Regions from separate parts of the Homo sapiens genome. Here region 1 is linked to region 2. A link is a contact called in ENCODE Hi-C or POLR2A ChIA-PET data. All regions are on one chromosome and are shown on one strand. The core of a region is the stretch at or near the end of the contact, and the rest is flanking DNA. Distances in the headings are between cores, read along the strand shown.

What was found. A loop is a pair of places that touch in the nucleus more often than their neighbours do. ChIA-PET counts read pairs that join two places held with the same protein, here RNA polymerase II (POLR2A). Pooled maps may share reads with other maps.
Region 1: POLR2A ChIA-PET joins it to region 2 with 11 read pairs in WTC11. The contact joins two enhancer-like sites. A Hi-C loop is called at or near these places in 2 of 50 pooled maps. POLR2A ChIA-PET finds 5 or more read pairs at or near these places in 8 of 52 experiments (Caco-2, H1, MCF 10A and 4 more).

The regions. Positions count from the first base shown.
Region 1 is chr20:35,324,989-35,329,942 of GRCh38, forward strand. The region is part of intron 7 of UQCC1 (ubiquinol-cytochrome c reductase complex assembly factor 1); the gene reads right to left. Among named protein-coding and RNA genes, the nearest start is that of FAM83C, 35 kb to the left of the region's middle. Within about 2 kb of position 2,428, at least 6 of the 41 ENCODE cell types and tissues checked have a DNase peak (open chromatin) inside an H3K27ac peak, as active enhancers do.
Region 2 is chr20:35,259,533-35,265,045 of GRCh38, forward strand. All of the region lies in intron 2 of MMP24-AS1-EDEM2 (MMP24-AS1-EDEM2 readthrough), which reads right to left. MMP24 (matrix metallopeptidase 24) reads left to right here. Exons shown (of 9, transcript NM_006690.4): 5 at 4,259-4,420. Among named protein-coding and RNA genes, the nearest start is that of MMP24-AS1-EDEM2, 16 kb to the right of the region's middle. RefSeq lists enhancers at 1,742-2,503, 2,504-3,267, 3,268-4,029. Within about 2 kb of position 3,845, at least 16 of the 41 ENCODE cell types and tissues checked have a DNase peak (open chromatin) inside an H3K27ac peak, as active enhancers do.

The DNA.
Region 1 (4,954 bases), core at 1,178-3,677, 64 kb after region 2:
TATTATTCAGCCATAAAAAGGCATAAAATTTTGATATATGCTATAACATGGATGGACCTTAAAAATGCACTCATAAATGCATTATGCTTAATGAAATAAGTCAGACATGGAAGGACAAATATTGTATAATTTGATTTATATGAGGTACTTAGGTACCTTCAGAGACAGAAAGAAGAATAGTCTACCTGGGGCTGATGGGAGGAAGAAAGGGAAAATTATTATTTAATGGGCACAGAGTTTTTGTTGGGGATAATGAAAATGTTTTGGGTATAGATAATGAAAATTGTTACACAACACTGTGAATGTACTTAATGCCACTGAATTGAGCATTTATGAATGGTTAAAATGATAAATATTATGTATGTATATTTTACCACAATAAAGGAAATCCCAGTTACAAACAGTTCTTCTCAGACAGGCATTTCAATCTGTGACTTAACCATGTGTGTATTAAAGCCTCTCTTAGGACACTTATCCATTTGGCACAGTGGTATCATGAGCTAACTGATGTTCCTCACCAGACTATAAACGGTCTTGGTACAGAATTCTACGTTGCATTGTACATGTTTGATAAGCACGTATTGAGTAACTGCTGTATTCTACTGTGGTATATGCTGGAGGTAAAAAAATCAATAAAACACAGTACTTGTCCTCAAGAAGTTTACAATCTCACGTGGGAGACACACCTAGCACGTTGTATGTACAAAACGGTAATGGTATAGGGACTGAAAGGCTTGAGAGAAGAGGCAACATTTATTACAGTGGGTATTAAAGGGTCAACAGGTATGTTCAGACAGAAAGAATGGTATGTGTAAAGGCACAGGGAGGTGAACAAGTACAGCATTTTCAAAGGGAAGTTTGTAAAAAAAAAAACAAAAAAACACACACAAAAAAAACAAAAAAACACAGAAGCTGCTCATGGTGGCAAGAATCAGAAGGTGGAGCTGGAAGGGCAGTTTGTGTGAGATTGTAAATGGCCCTGAACGCCAGCCACATGAAAGAAAGAACAAGGAAGGGGTTTAAGCACAGGGAAATTGCATGGACAGATTTATTTTCAAAAAGTAACCCTAGAAGTACAGATCACAAAGTTGGGGGAAGGTCCAGAGGCAGGAAAACCAGAGGAGGCTGCTACAATGGTGTAGATGAGAGTCTGTAAGGAACTGAAACAATGTGAAGTGACAACACGAACAAAGAGGAAGGCATGCTTTCAAGAGAAATGACTACAGCCAGAGCAACGGGATTTGATTATCGAGTAGATGAGGAGGAGGAAAGGGGAGGCCATGACTTGCATGTAATCAGACCTCACTGAAGAAAGTGGAGAGAACAGAAAGATGAAAACGGAATGCAAGTTATATGCAATCATACACTGATGACTTTCTGACCCTGGCAGTGCCAAGCGCAGACAACCAGTCTTGTATGATTTTAGCAATCACCATGCCCTTCATGTCTCCTATGTTGTGGTAATGGAAAATCTTACTTGGATAAGATGTAATATGAGCAAGATGTGTATTTAGTTTGAGCCCGGCAGGCGTCTCCAGTGGAGCACAGGCATAACACACCAGGGCCTAGGAGCCTGAGCCCCTTTTCCAGTAATTTGTTCACTACATGTAGGTCGGTATCATTACTCCGGGCCCTCTGCATTCTGACTGCAGCCATGAGGTCTGATTACCGTCAGCAAGAAGACGCTGACACACTCAGGTTTCCAGAGACACTTGGAGGCTGCTAATTGCACCCTGAGCCTCATGACTGCATTTATGAGCGCAGAAAAGCTGCAGGCACTACTTGGCTTTTTTAATTATTTTCTATTAAATTTAGGCAGACTGGGTACAGTGGAAAACTACAGGATGCTTGTTCCACATCACTACCAACCATGTCAACTGCACAGACACAAAAGGCAAACAGGTGAATATAGATCAACAAGTTGGTCAGTTCTTTGCTAATAGAGCTGAGCCACTGTCACTTGTCATGGATGCTGAGGCCCTGAACAACCTAGAGGATCTAAAGGCAACACTGAGATCACTGACCCGAGTCCTTTCCCAGCGATCCTAAAATAGATATCATATTGCCCAGATGGCAACATTTTCTCAGAGGACCCAAAATTTAGCCCCTTACTGATCTTGAGGTTCCTGACCCTTCATCCAACAGCCCTGCCTTCTTCTTCTCCACAGCAATGAAGAGTGAAAGGGGCGGGGTCACCCTAATGAACTGAATCACAGGAGTTAACTGCTAACTCCACCTGGGCACAATGGGTCAGACCAAAGTCTAAAGCTCAAAACAGTAAAGCAGACATTTACATTGTTTCACACAGGTCACAGAATGTTTGTCTTTCACTGCTGTGTCCTAACTGCTCACTGTTCAGAGCTGTACAATTGCCAAAATACTGACCCAATGGTTATCTGAGAAAGAGGCTGTTCCCTGCTGAAGACATGAGGAAGCAAAGGCTCAGAAAGGTCAAGTGACTCACCCAATTATCACTTGGCTAATAAATGGTCAAGAGGTTCACAGAGACAAGGTCTTCTGGCTCCTAGTCCAAGTTTTTTTGTTTGTTTTAAGGCTCAAACAGAATTGCCACTCAGTGGATAGTTTGTACATTCCTGTAGAAGCATCCTGGGAATGGCTGAGCCTGGATCCCAGGTAGAAGCCATATGATCATTCTTACTTAAGTAGTGAGGTGGTCAAGGTTGAGGCCAAGAGTGAGGTTCAGATATCCCTTAAAATGGAATTGACAGAGCCGGGTGCAGTGGCTCATGCCTCTGTAATCCCACCACTTTGGGAGGTTAAGGCAGGCAGATCACCTGAGGTCAGGAGTTTGAGACCAGCCTGGCCAACATGGTGAAACCCCTTCTTTACTAAAAATACAAAAATTAGCTGGGCATGGTGGTGGGTGCCTGTAGTCCCAGCTACTAGGGAGGCTGAGGCAGGAGAATTGCTTGAACCAGGAGGCAAAGATTGCAGTGAGGTGAGATTACGCCACTGCAATCCAGCCGGGGCAACAGAACAAGACTTTGTCTCACAAAAAAAGGAAAAAAAAAAAAAAAAGCATGGAACTGACACAGCCTGTGAGTTCTGAGAGTGACTCCATCTTTATAGGGTAATTCTCTTTTGTCCTCTTTTCTCAGTAAAATGTTCTTAGAAAGGTATTTTATCCAAAGGAAAGAGACAAACTCAGTTAGAATGCTGTATGTTAAAGAGATGATCTCTTTGGTGTTCTGTATTTAAGTCCCAACTCAGACCTAGGAAACGCACTGAAATCTAAGTAAATTTTGGGCCCCAACAGCCCTGTTTCCCCACCTGGTGAGTCTGAAAGATTAATCACTCTGAGCCTCAGTTTTTCCATCACAACTATGCAAAACCACCTTTCCTTTTTCCTTTTCATATTAACAGATGAAAATGCCTAACAGTAAGTAAATTAGTAGTGGCAAACATCTATTTCACTCTCAGGCATTGTTTAAAGAACCTCACATGTGATAACTCATTTATCCCTCACAATGCTACAAGCGATGTAAGGTGGGTATTACAGTTATGTCTATTTTACGGAGAGAAAACTGAGGCATAGAAAGGAAACAGGCATAGAGACCTTGCCCAAGGTCACATGGCTAGGGCAGGATTTGAGTCCAAACTGGCTTCAGTATGTGAGCACTCTCAACTACTCTGTGATACTGCATTGGAAAGGAGGTTATAAACTCAACCCAATCCCCCACTTGGAGATGAGAGCCTGGAAGTCTCTGAAGCTTCTCTCAGGACCTTGGGGCTCACCTACTCTCCTGCCTCATCCTCCCATTACACTCAGCCCTGCCCTGGGATAACTCCTGGAAGAAGCCTGCAGTGAACACAAAACAAAAAAGCAAGTGAACTCATATCTTTCTCGTTCGTCTGTTTCGTGTGGAAGTGAATCCAGGAAAGATTCAACTTCCTTTCTCAGCATAAACTAGATTGTAAGCCCTGTAAGATCACTTATCTCTGGTATATTATCTACCAACCACATTCAGGGATTAGCATGTGGCGAGAGACAAAAATGTTCCTTGAATAAATGAATGAAACAATTCTTAATAAAACCATACAAATTAATAATGCTACTGGATCTAGAGGAAATACATTCAATATTGCCTTCATCAAATGTATTCAGCACTACCCAGGCATCAAGCACTGTTTTAGGAGCTGAGGCTACAGCAGTAAACAAGAGACAATTCCCGAACTCCGGGAGTTTAGGATGATTAGTCAGGCTGCTGAATGATTTGCAGAATGAATCTGAGATGAAGAGAGTCAAGAGGCAGGAGGACCAGTGAAGAAGCAGCCGACAGTGAGTTTAGGTGAGAGGTCAGGACTGGATCTGAGCATCAGTAGGACAGTTGAGGCCCTGATAGTGGTTGTTTTAAAGAAGGGCTCCTTATAGTTCCTCCTGCTCCTTTGAGAACCAGGCACGTCACATTGATGGCAAGGATCACTGACATTCAGAAAGACCAGCTAAAGAGAGGACAATGAACATGGAAAAACAAGTCCCTCCACTCTAGCTGGGCCCCTTCAGCTCCAACCAACCCCACAGGGCCATTCACTCAGCATTTTGGGGGAAACAAAGTGAGAAAAGAGTGTTACAGCTGCCTCATCAATGGATCCAGAAATACTCATGGCACACCCAGGGCAGCTGAAAGAAACATCTGTCTCTACTGTATCCTAGGTCTGACCTCAGAGCCTCCAGAACTTTTTTACATAGCCCCACCCAGATCCTGGCGGAGCTACTGCCCTCTGGTGGTACCCAATGCAGGGGTTAAGCCCACAGGAGAAAAGAGTCTTGTGGTAGGACATGGAGTGAGAGGCATAGTCAACCCCAAGAGCTCGTCACAGTGCCTGTATGTCTTACTACTGCAACCACTGCTTTTTCCAAAGACGCTATTTACAGAAAACTCTGGTTAAAATGCAAGAGTTATCTGGGACCATTAAAACAGATCCTGTTGGC
Region 2 (5,513 bases), core at 2,595-5,094:
CTGGGAAGTCATGGAAGGCTTCCTGGAAGACAGGCATGGAGCTGAACTTTGAAGGAATCAGGTTATTCCAGGGGAAGGGGCAGCACTGGCAGAAGAACAGAGGCAAAGGGAAATGCTATCACCTTTCGTGGGGCTGGGGGAGTTAATGAGATGGGAACGACCAAATATGGAGATCCTAAAAGAAAGAAATGAGGCAGAGACAAGGTCCACTTGAGTAGCCGAGTAGACTGCTGGGGACTTGCTCGGAGGCCCAGGGACTTACAGGAACACACCCTATCAGGGGTGCTGGTGCTCACACACAGCTCAACAGGACCCTGCTAATGAAGGGTAATACTTCTGTACCAGGAGCTGGTATCAGCGCATTACACACCCTGCCCCATGAATCTTCACCCACATCCCTATGACGAAGGTGCCATTGTTCCTTCTATCTTCCAGAGGAAGAATTTAAAATGTCACACTGCTAGGACATGGCAGAGCTGGGATTCAAAACCAGGCAGTCTGGCTCCCAGAGACTGCATTCCTGACCACTCTGCTTCCCTGCCGCTCACCCTCTTGAAGAGTGAAGACCCTAGCAGCCTCCTGCCCATGGAGCATGGGGTCCTCATAGCAGGCCTCTCCTCCTCATACCTCTGCCTTCACCTCACAAGCTCAGGGAGTCCTCCTGCCCCTGCCCTGCTCCCTCTGTCTCCCCCTCAGGGCTCTCTTGGGTTTCTGTGCAGCAGGATACTGGCTCCCTCGCTCTTCCCTTCCTTTTGGTTCCTGGACCCAAACCACAGGCCTCTTTCCTTTAAGGGGTCACTCCTGTTCTCTGCAGACCCAGAACAGGGGTTAAAAGAGCAAGAGACAAGGCTGCGGACAAAGGTTTTGAGTCTCCCACAGTGCTCAGAGCCGTGTTCCCTGGTTCCCAGCTGAGCTCCCTGTGGACAGCCCCTGGGGAAGAGCCTGCTCAGGAGACAGAGGCCCTGAACAGCTTGTCCCAGGTCATAGAATAGCCCAGGAGCACAGCCAGGACTGGACCCCAGGAAGCAGAGCTGCCTTCCGCTGGCTCTACCAGTTTGTTTGGGATGGAGCTCAGCGATGAGCTCACCCTTCCCTGCTGCCAGAGGGGCCAGGACCTGAGTAAGGAGCTGGGGGCGGCCTGGCCCTCTCATGCCAGCAGAAGGCCAGCCCCAGGCTTTTGGCCAACCTTGCACTGATCTTGCCCATCCCCCTTCCTTTCCGTTGCTCAAAGGTGGCTTCACAGAAGACACTGGCGGTGTCAGTAGTGTGGGAGGCATGTACTGCCCGTGGCCTGGGTCTGCCCCATGGGGTTCTTCTCTCTTCCAGAGACCTAAGCCAGGAAGGCCAAACAATCCCCACCCCCATGTGTCCCTAGGCCAGTGACGCTGGGGCCAGAGTGGGCAGTAGGACTCTAGACCACCTCCTAGGTTCCTGGCAGCCTCCCTGGACTTACAGGTGGCAGGAATGGGCCGAGCCATGCCTTAGGGCCAGAAGATAAGAGGCAGGGCTCAAGGGGCTACAAATGCCAGAGGTCAAGGCAAGCAAGGGTCTGACACTGGGCAGACAGGAGTCAGGACTGGTGATCCACAGCCTACCTGACTCCCTACCCCCTGCATTTTCTCCCCAAAGCTGCGGTTACTTCATCCCCCTAAGTTCAGGCCTCCTTGTCCTGTCCTAGGCACAATACAGAAGCCCAGGGGAGTTGGCTTTCAGAGGATCTGGTTGCTGGCGCTCCACTGGCCTCGTGCTTCCTTTCTGGTCAATGGGCTTCCTCCAGTAACCAAGCTTCTATCTTACATAGGATTACAACAGCTGCCATTCTGTGTCATACCACGCACTTCACGTGTATCTTATTCAACCTCACACAACCCGGTGAGGTAGGTCTGATGCCCCCAGTTTACAAGTGAGGACATTGAGGCTTAGGGGTAGCCCTGCTGGCCATATTCACAAACTGGCAGGGGGAATGAAGGTAATCTGTCCTACTCAGGAGCCCAAGCTCGTAACCACCGTGCCATGGAGCTGCCTCAGTTCCACCCTCAGGATCCTGTGTCCCACTTCCAGGACCTGGAGTGTGTTTTCACCTACACTTGAATCCCTGCCTCAATCTTAGCCAACAGTTCCCTGCTTCCACAACCAAGGTCCTGCAGAGAGCTGCCCACGCCCGGGCCCCACCTGCCCTGCCCGGGGTCTCCTGAAGCTGACTGCCAGTTTGCCAGGACTTGCTCTCTTTGTCCCCACTCCCTCCCTCCACCTCAGGGCATCCTTTTTTTTTTTTTTTTTTTTTTTGAGATGGAGTCTCACTCTGTTGCCCAAGCTGGAGTGCAGTGGCGCGATCTTGGCTCACTGCAACCTCCACCTCCCAGGATCAAGCGATTCTCCTGCCTCTACCTCCGGAGTAGCTGGTACTATAGGCGCAGGCCACCATATCTGGCTAATTTTTGGTATTTTTAGTAGAGATGGGGTTTCACCATGTTGGCCAAGCTGGTCTCGAACTCCTGACCTCAAGTGATCCACCCCGATCAGCCTCCCAAAGTGCTGGGATTACAGGCGTGAGCCACCACGCCCAGCCAGCTCAGGGCCTTTTCATCTCTTGTAGGGGTGGGTTGCCCCTCCACACCTGTGGGTGTTTCTCGTAAGGTGGAATGAGAGACTTAGGAAAGAAAAAGACACAGAGACAAAGTATAGAGAAAGAAATAAGGGGACCCAGGGAACCAGCGCTCACCATATGGAGGATCCCGCCAGCCTCTGAGTTCCCTTAGTATTTATTCATCATTTGTGGGTGTTTCTCGAAGAGGGGGATGTGTCAGGGTCACAAGACAATTGTGGGGAGAGGGTCAGCAGACAAACACGTGAACAAAGGTCTTTGCATCATAGAGAATGTAAAGGATTAAGTGCTGTGCTTTTAGATATGCATACACATAAACATCTCAATGCTTTACAAAACCGTATTGCTGCCCGCAGGTCCCACCTCCAGCCCTAAGGCGGTTTTTCCCTATCTCAGTAGATGGAGCATACAACCGGGTTTTATACCGAGACATTCCATTGCCCAGGGACGGGCAGGAGACAGATGCCTTCCTCTTGTCTCAACTGCAAGAGGCATTCCTTCCTCTTTTACTAATCCTCCTCAGCACAGACCCTTTACGGGTGTCGGGCTGGGGGACAGTCAGGTCTTTCCCTTCCCACGAGGCCATATTTCAGACTATCACATGGGGAGAAACCTTGGACAATACCTGGCTTTCCTAGGCAGAGGTCCCTGCGGCCTTCCGCAGTTTTTGTGTCCCTGGGTACTTGAGATTAGGGAGTGGTGATGACTCTTAAGGAGCATGCTGCCTTCAAGCATCTGTTTAACAAAGCACATCTTGCACCGCCCTTAATCCATTTAACTCTGAGTTGACACAGCACATGTTTCAGAGAGCACAGGGTTGGGGGTAAGGTTATAGATTAACAGAATCTCAAGGCAGAAGAATTTTTCTTAGTACATAACAAAATGGAGTCTCCTATGTCTACTTCTTTCTGCACAGACACAGTAACAATCTGATCTCTCTTGCTTTTCCCCACAATCTCTCGCCTGGACCCCAGCATCCAAACAGATCCCCCTGCCCCAGGTCTTGTTCCCTCTAATCCTCCCTCAACTGCAGCCAGAGTGATTTAATTGTATCACCACCCCCACTCCTACTTAAACCCCCCACTAGCCAAGAAGCTGATCCAAATTCCTTTGTATGGCATTAAGCGCCCTGCTTTCCAGCCTGGCTGACCTCATCTCTCTCCGGCCCTCCCCTCCTGCTTTGTTCCAGAGCCAGGTGGAATGAAACTGCCTGTCTCTGGACTGTGTTTATTGCATTCCATCCGCCAGGAATGCCACCCCCACCCTTCCTCTCCTGCCCCCTGAATCCGTTCTCCTGACTAACTTCTGATCCTTCAAGACTGAGCTTCAACTTCACCTTTGTGAAGCTTTCCCTGAACATCTTCCTCCAGGTTTAAATGACCCCTCTCTCCTCAGAATCCCTGCTCGACCCTCCCAGACATTCTTAAAGCACCCAGAGCCCTCTGCCTCACTTGTCACTCTCTCTCTCCTTGTCCCTGCTCTGCAGAGAGGCTTGGGAGGCAGGGGTTGTGCCTGATTTCTCTGTATGTCCCTGGTGTCCAGCACGGGGCCTGGCACAGGGCCCGTGCTCGGTGTTTGCTGAGGTAATGGGTTGGCTGACCGACTCATATCTAAGCAGGTGCCCTGGGCACCTCCCCACACTCCTCTCCACAGGGAACGACCTCTTCCTGGTGGCTGTGCATGAGCTGGGCCACGCGCTGGGACTGGAGCACTCCAGCGACCCCAGCGCCATCATGGCGCCCTTCTACCAGTACATGGAGACGCACAACTTCAAGCTGCCCCAGGACGATCTCCAGGGCATCCAGAAGATCTATGGTGTGTGGCAGGGAGAGGGGGGACTGCTCCTTCCTCGGGGCTGGGCTGTGACTGCCTACCTGTCATGGGGCAGGGGACGAGGGAGGGGGACGTTGCTATCATCAGCACTGCTGCTGTTTCTCTGTGTGTGACCTTTACAGACTTCCAATGGCTTTGCCTGGCCAGAGGGCAAGGCTTCCCCTGGCACACCTGGGAAACCTAGGGGAGGGTCTGAGCTGTAACTGAGAGGGACAAAAGTGAGGTGAGGGCCACCCATTCCCTCTCCTTTACCCCTCCCCTTCCACACTCTTCCCCGTCCCTTCATGCTTCTCTCCCTCCCTCCCACACCAGATGGTGACTGAGTGCTCCCATAGATTCCACCTCTAGCCAGGCAGGTTCACACATCTGCAGGAGTAACGGTGATACAGCGTGATGGGGACTATAACCAGAGCTTTGTTCTTTAAAAAGAAAAAACGAGGGCCAGGCGTGGTGGCTCTTGCCTGAAATCCCAGCACTTTGGGAGGCTGAGGCAGGCAGGTCACTTGAGGTCAGGAGTTTGAGACCAGTCTGGCCAACATGGTGAAACCCCATCTCTACCAAAAATATTAAAACAAACAAACAAAAAAATTAGCCAGGTGTGGTGGTGGGCAAGTGAAATCTCAGCTACTTGGGAGGCTGAGGCAGGAGAATCACTTGAACCCAGGAGGCAGAGGTTGCAGTGAGCTGAGATCGCACCACTGCACTCCAGCCTGGGCAACAGGGCGAGACTCCGTCTCAAAAAAAAAAAAAAAAAAAAAAAAAAAAAAAGAAAGAAAAGGTGAAAGATGAGAAGCTACTGCTATCTAGGTAAGATATGAAAGGCCTCCTACACACCTCTCTCCCAGTTCTGTTCACACTGGTATGTGAGGTTCTTGTTCTGGTCAAGTCAGGTGAGCTAGGGAGACCAGTTTACTTGAGCAAATGCTTGTCAAGACAGCACAGGCACCCACAGCCCACAGGCTACGGAGCACAGAAGGAGGGCTCCCTCTGGAGGAGATGACCCAGCCAGAGCCCTGGAGGACAGGCAGGACCTCCACAAGTAAAGCAGCAGAGACCAGGTGGGGGCTGTGGGTCC